2 separate regions of the Homo sapiens genome follow, and region 1 is linked to region 2. A link is an interaction called in ENCODE POLR2A ChIA-PET data of the cell type or tissue named here. Cell type or tissue: Panc1. All regions are shown on one strand. Links, peaks and the distances in the headings refer to the core of each region. The heading gives the core; the rest is flanking DNA. Region 1 has its middle 35 kb from the start of ZMIZ2. Region 2 overlaps OGDH (oxoglutarate dehydrogenase).

What was found. ChIA-PET counts read pairs that join two places held together with the same protein. Peaks named below come from ENCODE experiments on the same cell type or tissue, not always from the same donor. Only the 100,000 strongest peaks of a DNase experiment are listed, where the experiment ranks them.
Region 1: POLR2A ChIA-PET joins it to region 2 with 5 read pairs; 5 of 35 experiments call an interaction of 5 or more read pairs at or near these places.

Annotation. Positions count from the first base shown.
Region 1 is chr7:44,710,793-44,716,161 of GRCh38, forward strand. No RefSeq gene overlaps it. Among named protein-coding and RNA genes, the nearest start is that of ZMIZ2, 35 kb to the right of the region's middle. In Panc1, for the core only: no CTCF peak of the experiment used is centred there; no DNase peak of the experiment used is centred there; H3K27ac peaks cover 1,440 bases.
Region 2 is chr7:44,609,780-44,615,148 of GRCh38, forward strand. The region is part of intron 1 of OGDH (oxoglutarate dehydrogenase); the gene reads left to right. Among named protein-coding and RNA genes, the nearest start is that of OGDH, 5.8 kb to the left of the region's middle. In Panc1, for the core only: no CTCF peak of the experiment used is centred there; no DNase peak of the experiment used is centred there.

The sequences.
Region 1 (5,369 bases), core at 53-5,052, 100 kb after region 2:
AGGCCTTGTTCTGGTCACTGGCGAGCAGCTTGGCCCTGACTCACCCCTGAAGCTCCTGAATTGTCGCCGTTGGGGCAGGGCAGACAGGGACATAACCTACCCAACATCACTGCCAACATCCTTGCGCTTTTCTGGATATAAAAAAGGTACTTCTGGATCCGAAATATCTAAGCTAGATGTGAGAGCGTCAGCTTGCTCCACTGGGGAGGGAACTTCAGAGCCAGCCCCCCTCACCCAAGTACTACTGCTGGTGATGGCTGGGGTGGGTGAGGGTGAAAGAGGGGCATCACCAGCCCCATGAACTCAGTGTGGTCTGAGAGTGCCTTCTGGAGGGGGTGGGGGATGGGGGATGGGGAATGATAGGCTGAGGCTTCACTCCATCCGCATGTTTGTGCAAAGGTGTCCACGCTTGAGAAGGGAGAAGAGGCTGCCAGCCCCACTGGAGTGACTAGGAACCCTACACCCGGATTCCCTCCCTTTCCTCCAGCAGAAACAGAATTGGAATCAATGTCCAGTGATACTTCAGGCCTAACTTTGGTAGGGTAGTGAGCTCCCTGTCGGGATAGTATTCGACTGGGATTTCACTGTACAGAGATGGTAGAAATGTCCCTGTGTAGGATTCCGTGATCTTGTGACCAGCAGGTCTCTGCTCAGGGACCCCTGCTCTGCCCACTCCAGTGTATGCTAGCACACCTGGCTCTCTCAGTCCCCAAAATAAATCATCAAAGACTTCCCTGAATGACGGCCAGAGCAGGGGGTTTTCTCCAGGATACCCAAAGGGGCCACGTTACCCACCTCCTAAGTCCTCATTCCCCCACCCAGCCTCACCCATCTTCCCAGACCTCTCCTCCCTAGAGCTTCACCGGCCCCCAACCTGGCTCATGGGCTCAGGGCCCCAGATTGCCATGGGAACTTCTGTTAACTCCAAAGTGCCCAAGTCCACCCAGGCCCCTGGCCAGAGTCTCCCTCTCCAGTGCTGTATCCACTGGTGTGTCGGTTGGGTTTGTCAGCCTTGAGACCTGCCAAGACCCTGTCTCCTTTCCAGCTCTCCCCAGCGCAGAACTGGGTTCTGGTCTGCCTCTGAAACTCTTGACCTGGGCACCCTGAGTCCCTTCCCTTCCCAGACCTCTACCCTGTGTAGGGAACCAGCCCTAGTGGGAAAAGTCACTACTGAACAGGCCCCGAGGATAGGGGCTGTTCCCTCTGTGCCAGGTCTTCTCTCTCATTTCCTCTGCTCACTCTGGTCCTGAAGGTCAGGCTTAACAGAGTTTAGCACCTAGGTTCAATGAAGGGTCTGGGCTGTGGATCAAGGAACAGTTTTGCTTAGTTCTGGAGTTAGCAAAGCCGCATTGCCTCATTTGTCACAGCCAGAGGCCAGGAAAGGAAGGTAAACAGATTAGTGACCAGGTTGGTATGTCCAGAGGCTGTAGTGGTCTGTGGGAGCAGATGTTACCGGCACCCAGAGGTGTTGGAGGGAAATGGGTGGAGCTTAGAGATCCAGGTGAGATAAAAACTTGGGCGGAAGGCAGATAGATGTCAGGAAGGCTTGCCTGGCCAACCGCAACGTGGAACTGGGAGACAGTAGGTCAGAGGGGTGTGTAGGGGGTGGGGGAGGCTGAATTTGAAATCTTTGTGACCTCCAGGTGGAAATGTCAGGGAGGCCATTGGCTTTATGGATCAGAGCAGGGAAACGCACTGGGTCCTATGCATCATCTGTGGGTGGGGGTCCTGGCCCCTGGGGCACTGGATAAGACAGTGGGAAGAAAGGAGGTGGGGAGCAGGCCCCCGACAGCTAACCATGTGCCTCTGCAGAGCAGGGGGTGAGTCTAGATGTCCAAGGGGAGTCTCCTTTTCTTCTCCACCCAGCCCCAGATCTTGTCCCTCCCTAGGTTTTTTGTTTGGTTGGTTGGTTGGTTGATTTTTGGAGATGGAGTCTGGCTCTGTCACCTAGGCTGGAGTGCAGTGGTGCGATCTCTGCTCACTGCAAACTCTGCCTCCTGGGTTCACGCCATTCTCCTGCCTCAGCCTCCCGAGTAGCTGGGACTACAGGCGCCCGCCACCACGCCCGGCTAATTTTTTTGTATTTTTAGTAGAAACGGGGTTTCACCATATTAGCCAGGATGGTCTCGATCTCCTGACCTCGTGATCCACCCATCTTGGCCCCCCAAAGTGCTGGGATTACAGGCATGAGCCACCACACCCGGTGTCCCTCCCTAGGTGTTTTTAATCAGCCATGCCAGTAACCTGGCAGTGCCACTGGGCATTCTGTACCCCTTATTCCCTTCCCCTGCTGGGGCTGTGCCAGGAGCCACCTGCTCGTCTCTTCAGGGCTGTAGGACTGCCGTGTTACTGCAAAATGATCTTCAAACTCAGATTGGATCCTGTCTGTCCCCTGTAGGAAACCACTAGCTCACCTTCCCCAGCAGTCTGGTTGCTTAGGGGGCTGTCCTCCCTCCCCACTGGTGCTCCAGGCTGCACAAAGAGGACCTGGAGAGGAACTAGGTGGCCCCCCTTCATCTCCTCGCTCCCTCTCCCTGGAATCCCTTTCCCTGCCTTGTCTGCGGAGCCCACTCCCTCCCAGCCCACCCTGTCACTCAGGAGCTGTGTGTGTGTCACCATCCTGCCACTGGTTTGTTTGCTGTCCCCCACATTGGCTGCAGTGCCTGGCACATGGCAGGGACTCCCTTGGGCTTCCAGGATGAAGGGATACTTGCTTGTCTATTACATTTTCCCTCTATTGGAGAGGTGGTAACTAAAGACTGAGCAGAAAGGCTGGTAATAGGAAAATGGAACAGGACTTTGGCCATCATTTTGGGAAGCTACCATAGCTCTTTCCTTCCAAGACTCAATACCAGAGCCCCTTATGCCACGGTGGGCCAGGTCCTGCCTAGATTTCCAAAGTTGGGATGGGACCCCCTACCCCCTCCCCACCCTTCATCCAGGGCTTATTTACTGAGTGGCTGGCACTTGCTCTTTGGGGTTCAAGGCACCACAAACGTTGTGTTCATTCTGTGTTGTAAGAACCTTCTAACTCCCGCCCAATGCTGGCCATTTCTACTTCCCCGAAGGGGCCTCCTGAAACTGTCATTGCAGAATTGTAACTGAGACAGTGACAGAGTTCTGACCTGGCCAACTCCATCCTGTTTCTGACCTCCAAGCTGTCTTTGTCCATTCCCGGGCATAGGCTGAACTAATTTTAGGAGGAACTTAGTTTATAGTTTGTAGTTTGACACAAATATAACTGCCTTTTCCCAAAACAAACCCCCTTCTTGCCTGGGACGAGACTGCCTTTATAGGACTAACAAATTAGTCAAACATGTTAGAAATTTTGGTTTAGGAGTCATATCCCTAGAGGCTACAAGATTCTGATGCTCCCCAAGTAGTCGCTCCTGGTGATAACATCACTATTGTAAAACCTAAGATAAGTGCTTGAGATATTCTGCAGACCCTGCACTAGATGGATCAGCTGGCACCACTCAGGTTGATAAACTGGCTCATGTGATCTTGGGGCCCCCACTCGGGAACTGACCTAGCACAAGAGGACAGTTCAGCTCCCTATGATTTAATCTCCAACCCAACCAATCAGCACTCCTGACTCACTGGCTGCCTCCCCCTACCCACCAAACTATCCTTAAAAACTCTGATCCCCAAATGCTCAAATGCTCAGGGACACTGACTTGAGTAATAATAAAATTTCAGGCTGGGTGCAGTGGCTCACGCCTGTAATCCCAGCACTTTGGGAGGCCAAGGCAGGTGGATCACCTGAGGTTAGGAGTTTAAGACCATCCTGGCCAGGGTGGGCTGCAGCCCCTCGGAGGCTCACTGCAACCTCTGCCTCCCAGGTTCAAGCGATTCTCCTGCCTCAGCCTCCCGAGTAGCAGGATTACAGGTGCCCACCAGCACGCCCGGCTAATTTTTGTATTTTTAGTAAAGATGGAGTCTCACTTTGTTGGTCAGGCTGGTCTCAAACTCCTGACCTCAGATTATCCACCTGCCTCAGCCCCCCAAAGTGCTGGGATTACAGGAGTGAGCCATCATGCCGGGCAATTTTTTTTTTAAAATATACATGGGTTTTTGCCATGTTGCCCAGGCTGGTCTCAAACTCCTGGGCTCAAGCAATCCACCCTCAGCCTCCCAAGTTCTGGGATTACAGGCATGAGCCATCACACTCAGGAGTTTGAGAACAGCCTGGCCAACGTGGTGACCAAACTGCGTCTCTACTAAAAATACAAAAAAATTAGCTGGGCATGGTGATGCATACCTGTCACTAGTTGGGTATTATTTGTTTGGGTCTGTTTCTGGGTTTGCTACTCTATGCATTGATCTTTGTCTTTATTCTTCACCAATACCACACTGTCTTTTTAGTTACGTAATGAATTTTTTATTTTTTTGAGACAGGGTCTCACTCCGTCAACCAGGCTGGAGTGCAATGGCGCAATCTCGGCTCACTGCAACCTCCTCCTCCTGGGTTCAAGTGATTTTCCTGCCTCAGCCTCCTGAGTAGCTGGGATTACAAGTGTGCACCACCATGCCCGGCTAATTTTTGTATTCTTGGTAGAGACAGGTTTTCACCATATAGGTCAGGCTGGTCTCGAACTCTTGACCTCAAGTGATCCACCTGCCTGGCTTCCCAAAGTGCTGGGATTGCAAGCATGAGCCACCGCACCCGACTGCCTACATGTTTTTTGTTTTTGTTTGTTTGGTTGGGTTTTTTTTTGAGATGGAGTCTCGCTCTGTCACCCAGGCTGGAGTGCAGTGGCGCGATCTCGGGCTCACTGCAAGCTCCACCTCCTGGGTTCACGCCATTCTCCTGCCTCAGCCTCCCGAGTAGCTGGGACTACAGGCGCCTGCCACCACGCCTGGCTAATTTTTTGTATTTTTTTTTTTTAGTAGAGACAGAGTTTCACCATGGTCTCGATCTCCTGACCTTGTGATCCGCATGCCTCGGCCTCCCAAAGTGCTGGGATTACAAGCGTGAGCCACCGCGCCTGGCCTGTTTATTTGTTCTTCGTTTTTTGTTTTTTAGGTGGAGTTTCACTCTTGTTGCCCAGGCTGGAGTGCAGTGTTGCGATCGCAGCTCACTGCAATCTCTGCTTCCCAGGTTCAAGAAATTCTCCTGCCTCAGCCTCCTGAGTAACTGGGATTACAGGCATGTGGCACCAAGCCCAGCTAATTTTTGTATTTTTAGTAGAGACGGGGTTTCTCCATGTTGGTCAGGCTGGTCTCGAACTCCCGACCTCATGTGATCCGCCCACCTCAGCCTCCCAAAGTGCTGGGATTACAGGCGTGAGCCACCATGCCTGGCCGGTTGGTTGTTTTTTAAGACAGTATCTGGCTTTATCGCCCAGGATGAAGTGCAGTGTTGTGAT
Region 2 (5,369 bases), core at 316-5,315:
AGTGATTGTACTATTTTACATTCCCACCGGCACTGTATGGTCTTGTTTCTCCACATACTTGCCAGCATTTGGTGATGTTACTTTTTTTATTATAGCCATTCCAATAAATGTGTAGTAATGTCTCTTTGTGGTTGTAATTTGCATTTTTCTGATGGCTAATGATGTTGAACATCTTTTCATGTGCTTATTTGCCATCTGTCTATTCTCTCTTTTTTTGGAAGAGATGGGATCTTGCTATGTTGCCCAGGCTGGTCTTGAACTCCTGGGATCAAGTGATCCTCCTGTCTTAGCCTCCCAAAGGCTAGGATTTCAGGCATGAGCCACCATGCCTGGCCCCTGTATACTCTCGGGTGAAATGTCTGTTCATATCTTTTGTTCATTTCGTAATTAGATTGTTCGGTTTTTGTTAACTGTTGAGCTTTGAGAATTCCTAATGTATTCTAGATACCACTGCTTTGTTGGATATGTAGTTTGCAGATATTTTCTCCTAGTCAGCAGCATGTCTTTTCATCTTGGTTTTTTTTTTGTTTGTTTGTTTGTTTTGTTTTTGAGATGGAGTCTCGTTCTGTCCCCCAGGCTGGAGTGCAGTGGCGTAATCTCTACAACCTCTGCCTCCCAGGTTCAAGCGATTCTTCCGCCTCAGCCTCCTGAGTAGCTGGGATTACAGGCGCTTGCCACCACACCTGGCTAATTTTTGTATTTTTAGTAGAGACGGGGTTTCACCGTGTTGGTCAGGCTGGTCTCGAACTCCTGACCTCGCGATCTGTCCACCTCAGCCTCCCAGAGTGCTGGGATTACAGGCGTGAGCCACTGCTCCTAGCCCTTTTCATCTTTTTGTTTGTTTGTTTGTTTGAGACGGAGTCTTGCTCTGTTGCCCAGGCTGGAGTGCAGTGGTGCAATCTTGGCTCACTGCAACCTCCACCTCCCCGGTTCAAGCCTTTCTCAGCCTCCCAAGTAGCTGGGACTACAGCCGCGTGCCACCACGCCCGGCTAATTCTTTTGTATTTTTAGTAGAGACGGGCTTTTACTGTGTTAGCCAGGATGGTCTGGATCTCCTGACCTCGTGATCGACACCCCCTTGGCCTCCCAAAGTGCTGGGATTACAGGCGTGAGCCACCGCGCTCAGCCCCTTTTCATCTTCTTAACGGGGTCTTTTGCAAAGCAAAAGTTTATAATTTTGATGAGGTCTGGTTTACCAATTTTATCTTTTGTTAGATTGCTTTTGGTGTTGAGTTGAAGAACTCTTTGCCTAGCCCAAATTCCTGAAGATTTTATCATATGTATTTTTCTAAATTTTTTTTTTTTTTTTTTTGGAGACACGGTCTTACTCTGTCACCCCAGGCTGGAGTGCAGTGGCATGATCACAGCTCACCGCAGCCTCAACCTCCTGGGCTCAGGTGATCCGGTGATCCTCACACCTCAGCCTCCTGAGTAGCTAAGAGTACCGGAGTCTGCACCATGCCTGGCTAATTTTTGTATTTTTTGTTTTTTGGTTTTTTGAGACGGAGTCTCGCTCTGTCGCCCAGGCTGGAGTGCTGGAGTGCAGTGGCACGATCTCAGCTCACTGCAACCTCCGCCTTCCGGGTTCATGCCATTCTCCCACCTCAGCCTCCTGAGTAGCTGGGACTACAGGTGCCCGCCACCATGCCCGGCTAATTTTTTTTTTTTGTATTTTTTAGTAGAGACGGGGTTTCACTGTGTTACCCAGGATGGTCTCGATCTCCTGACCTCGTGATCCCCCCCGCCTCGGCCTCCCAAAGTGCTGGGATTACAGGCGTGAGCCACCGTGCCTGGCCTAATTTTTGTATTTTTTGTAGGGACGGGTTTTGCCATGTTGCCCAGACTGGTCTCAAACTCCTGGGGTCAAGCAATCCTCCCACCTTGGCTTCCTGAAGTGCCAGGATTACAGGCGTGAGCCACTGCGCCTGGCCACTTTTATAAAATTTTTAAATTTTACATTTAAATCTATGATTCATTTAGACTTAATTTCTTTTTTCTTTTTTTTTTTATGTTTTCACTTTATGGTACTTTTTGATGAACAGTTTTTAATTTTAATGTAATTGATATAAATTTAGTCTTGTGGCCAGCTTTTTTTGAGTCCTAAAGACTCAAGATCAAATAGATATTCTAAAAGTTTTAATGTTTTTTTTTATTATTATGCTTTAAGTTCTGGGGTACATGTGCACAACATGCAGGTTTGTTACATATGTATACATGTGCCATGTTGGTGTGCTGCACCCATTAACTCGTCATTTACATTAGGTATATCCATTTGGAGTTAATTTCTGTATGTGGTTTAAAGTTTGAGTGTTTTTTGGTTTTTGTGGGGGGTTTTTGCTTATGAATATCTAACCAGCACCGTTTGTTTGAGAAGACTGTTTTTCTTCCATTGAATTGCTTTTGCACTTTCGTCAGAAATCACTTGGCTGTACTTGTGTGACTCTGTTTCTGATTCTCTGTTGCATTCCATTGATCTTTGTGTCTATCCCATCACCAATACCGAGAGTTTTTATTATTGTAGCTCATAAGAAGTCTCAAAATCGGATAGATTGATTTCTCTCACTTCTTTTTCAAAATTGTTTCAGCTAATCTAGTTCTTTTGCCTTTCTTTTTTTTTTCTTGTGACGGAGTCTTACTCTGTTGCCCAGGCTGGAGTGCAATGGGCATGATCTCGGCTCACTGCAACCTCTGCATCCTGGGTTCAAGCGATTCTCCTGCCTCAGACCCCCGAGTAGGTGGGACTACAGGCATGCACCACCACACCCTGCTAATTTTTTTTATTTTTAGTAGAGATGGGGTTTCACCATGTTGGCCAGGCTGGTCTTGAACTCCTGATCTCATGATCCACTCGCCTCGGCCTCCCAAAGTGCTAGGATTACAGGCGTGAGCCACCACGCCTGGCCACCTTTCTTCATTATACTTATTTATTATTTTTGAGGCAGGGTCTTACTCTGTCACCCAGGCTGGAGTAGAGTGGCATTATCACAGCTCACTGCAGCCTCTACTTCCAGGCTCAAGCAATCTTGCTACTTCAGCCTCCTGAGTAGCTGGGACTGCAGGCACGTACCACCACGCCTGGCTGTTTTTTTTCTTTTCTTTTCTTTTCTTTTCTTTTTTTTGAGACGGAGTGTCACTCTGTCGCCCAGGCTGGAGTGCAGTGGCGCGATCTCGGCTCACTGCAACCTCCGCCTCCTGGGTTCAAGCAATTCTCCTGCCTCAGCCTCCTGAGTAGCTGGGACTACAGGCACGTGCCACCAACGTAATTTTTTTGTATTTTTAGTAGAGACAGGGTTTCACCATGTTAGCCAGGATGGTCTCGATCTCCTGACCTCGTGATCCACTTGCCTCTGCCTCCCAAAGTGCTGGGATTACAGGCATGAGCCACTGCGCCTGGCTTGTTTTTGTTTTTGTTTTTTGAGACAGTCTCACTTTGTCGCCCAGGCTGGAATGCAGTGTTGTGATCTCGGCTCACTGCAACCTCTGCCTCCCAGATTCATGTTATTCTCTCACCTCGGCCTCCTGAGTAACTGGGACTATAGGCACCCGCCACCACACCTGGCTGTTTTGTTTGTTTGTTTATTTGTTTGTTTGTTTGTTTTGAGACGGAGTCTCACTCTGTCACCCAGGCTGGAGTGCAGTGATGCGATCTTGGCTCACCGCAAGCTCTGCCACCCAGGTTCACGCCATTCTTCTGCTCAGTCTCCCGAGTAGCTGGGACTATAGGCGCCCACCACCATGCCTGGCTAATTTTTTGTATTTTTAGTAGAGATGGGGTTTCACCGTGTTAGCCAGGATGGTCTCAATCTCCTGGCCTCGTGATCCACCCGTCTCGGCCTCCCAAAGTGCTGGGATTACAGGCGTGAGCCACCACGCCCGGCTATAATTTTTATATTTTTAGTCGAGATGGGGTTTCACCATGTTGGCCAGGCCGTTCTCAAACTCCTGACCTCAAGTCATCTGCCCACATCGGCCTCCCAAAGTGCTGGGATAACAGGTGTGAGCCACTGGGCCCAGCCACCTGGCTTTTTTTTTTTTTTTTTTTTGAAGATGGCATTTTGCTGTTGTTGCACAGGCTGGAGTGCCATGGCGTGATCTCAGCTCACTGCAACCTCCACCTCTCAGGTTCAAGTGATTCTCCTGCCTCAGCCTCCCGAGTAGCTGGGATTACAGGTATGTGCTGCCACTCCCAGCTAATTTTGTATTTTTAGTTGAGACGGGGTTTCTCCATGTTGGTCAGGCTGGTCTGAAACTCCCAAACTCGGGCCATCCGCTCGCCTCGGCCTCCCAAAGTGCTGGGATTACAGGCATGAGCCACGGCACCTGGCCTAGCTGTCTTTTTAAAATTTTTATTTTTTGTAGATATAGGGTCTTGCTCTGTTGCCAAGGCTGGTCTCAAACCCCTAGGCAAGCTATCCTTTCACCTCAGCCTCCCAAAGTGCTGGGATTACAGGCCTTTTTTTTTTTTTTTCTTGTGTATAATGCACCATTTCTCTCTGGCTGCCTTCAAGGTTTTGGTTTTTTTTGTTTTTTTTGTTTGTTTGTTTTTTGTATTGAGTTTTCTGAATTTGTTTATGATGTGTCTTGGTGTGCATTTATTTGGGTTTATTCTTCACGGGGTTCTTTATGCCTTTTGCCAGATTTGGGAGATTTGTAGCCATTATTTCTTTGAATGCTTTTCCAGCCCCTCCTTCTGCCTTCATCAGGGACTCCAATGACATTAATATTAGATCTTTTGTTATTTCCCTGAGGCCTTGTTCTGTCTTCAAGTTCACTGATTTCCTCTGTCTTTATTCTGCCCTTTAACCCATGCTAAAGCTTTTTTCTTTTGCTTAGTGCATTTTTCAGTTCTGAAATGTCTGTTTTGTTCTCTACATCTTCTCTTTGCTGAAACTTTATTTTTCATTTGTTTCAAGCATGTTCATAGTTGCTCGTGGAAGCATTTTGAGGATGCCTCTTTTAGAATCTTTGTCAGATAATTGTAAGTCTACGTCATCTTGGTATTGGTGTCTATAGATTGTCTTTTTTTGTTTGAAATTATCCCGGTTCTTTTGGTTCTTTTTTTTTTTTTTTTTTTTGAGATGAAGTCTCGCTCTGTCGCCCAGGCTGGAGTGCAGTGGCGCGATCTCAGCTCACTGCAACCTCCTGGGTTCAAGCGATTCTCCTGCCTCAGCCTCCCAAGTAGCTGGGATTACAGGCATGTGCCACCATGCCAGGCTAATTTTTGTATTTTTGTAAAGATAGGGCTTCACCATGTTGGCCAGGCTGGTCTTGAATTCCTGACCTCAAGTGATAACACCTACCTCAGCCTCCCAAAGTGCTGGGATTACAGGTATGAGCCACCATGCCCGGACAAGATTATCCTGGCCCTT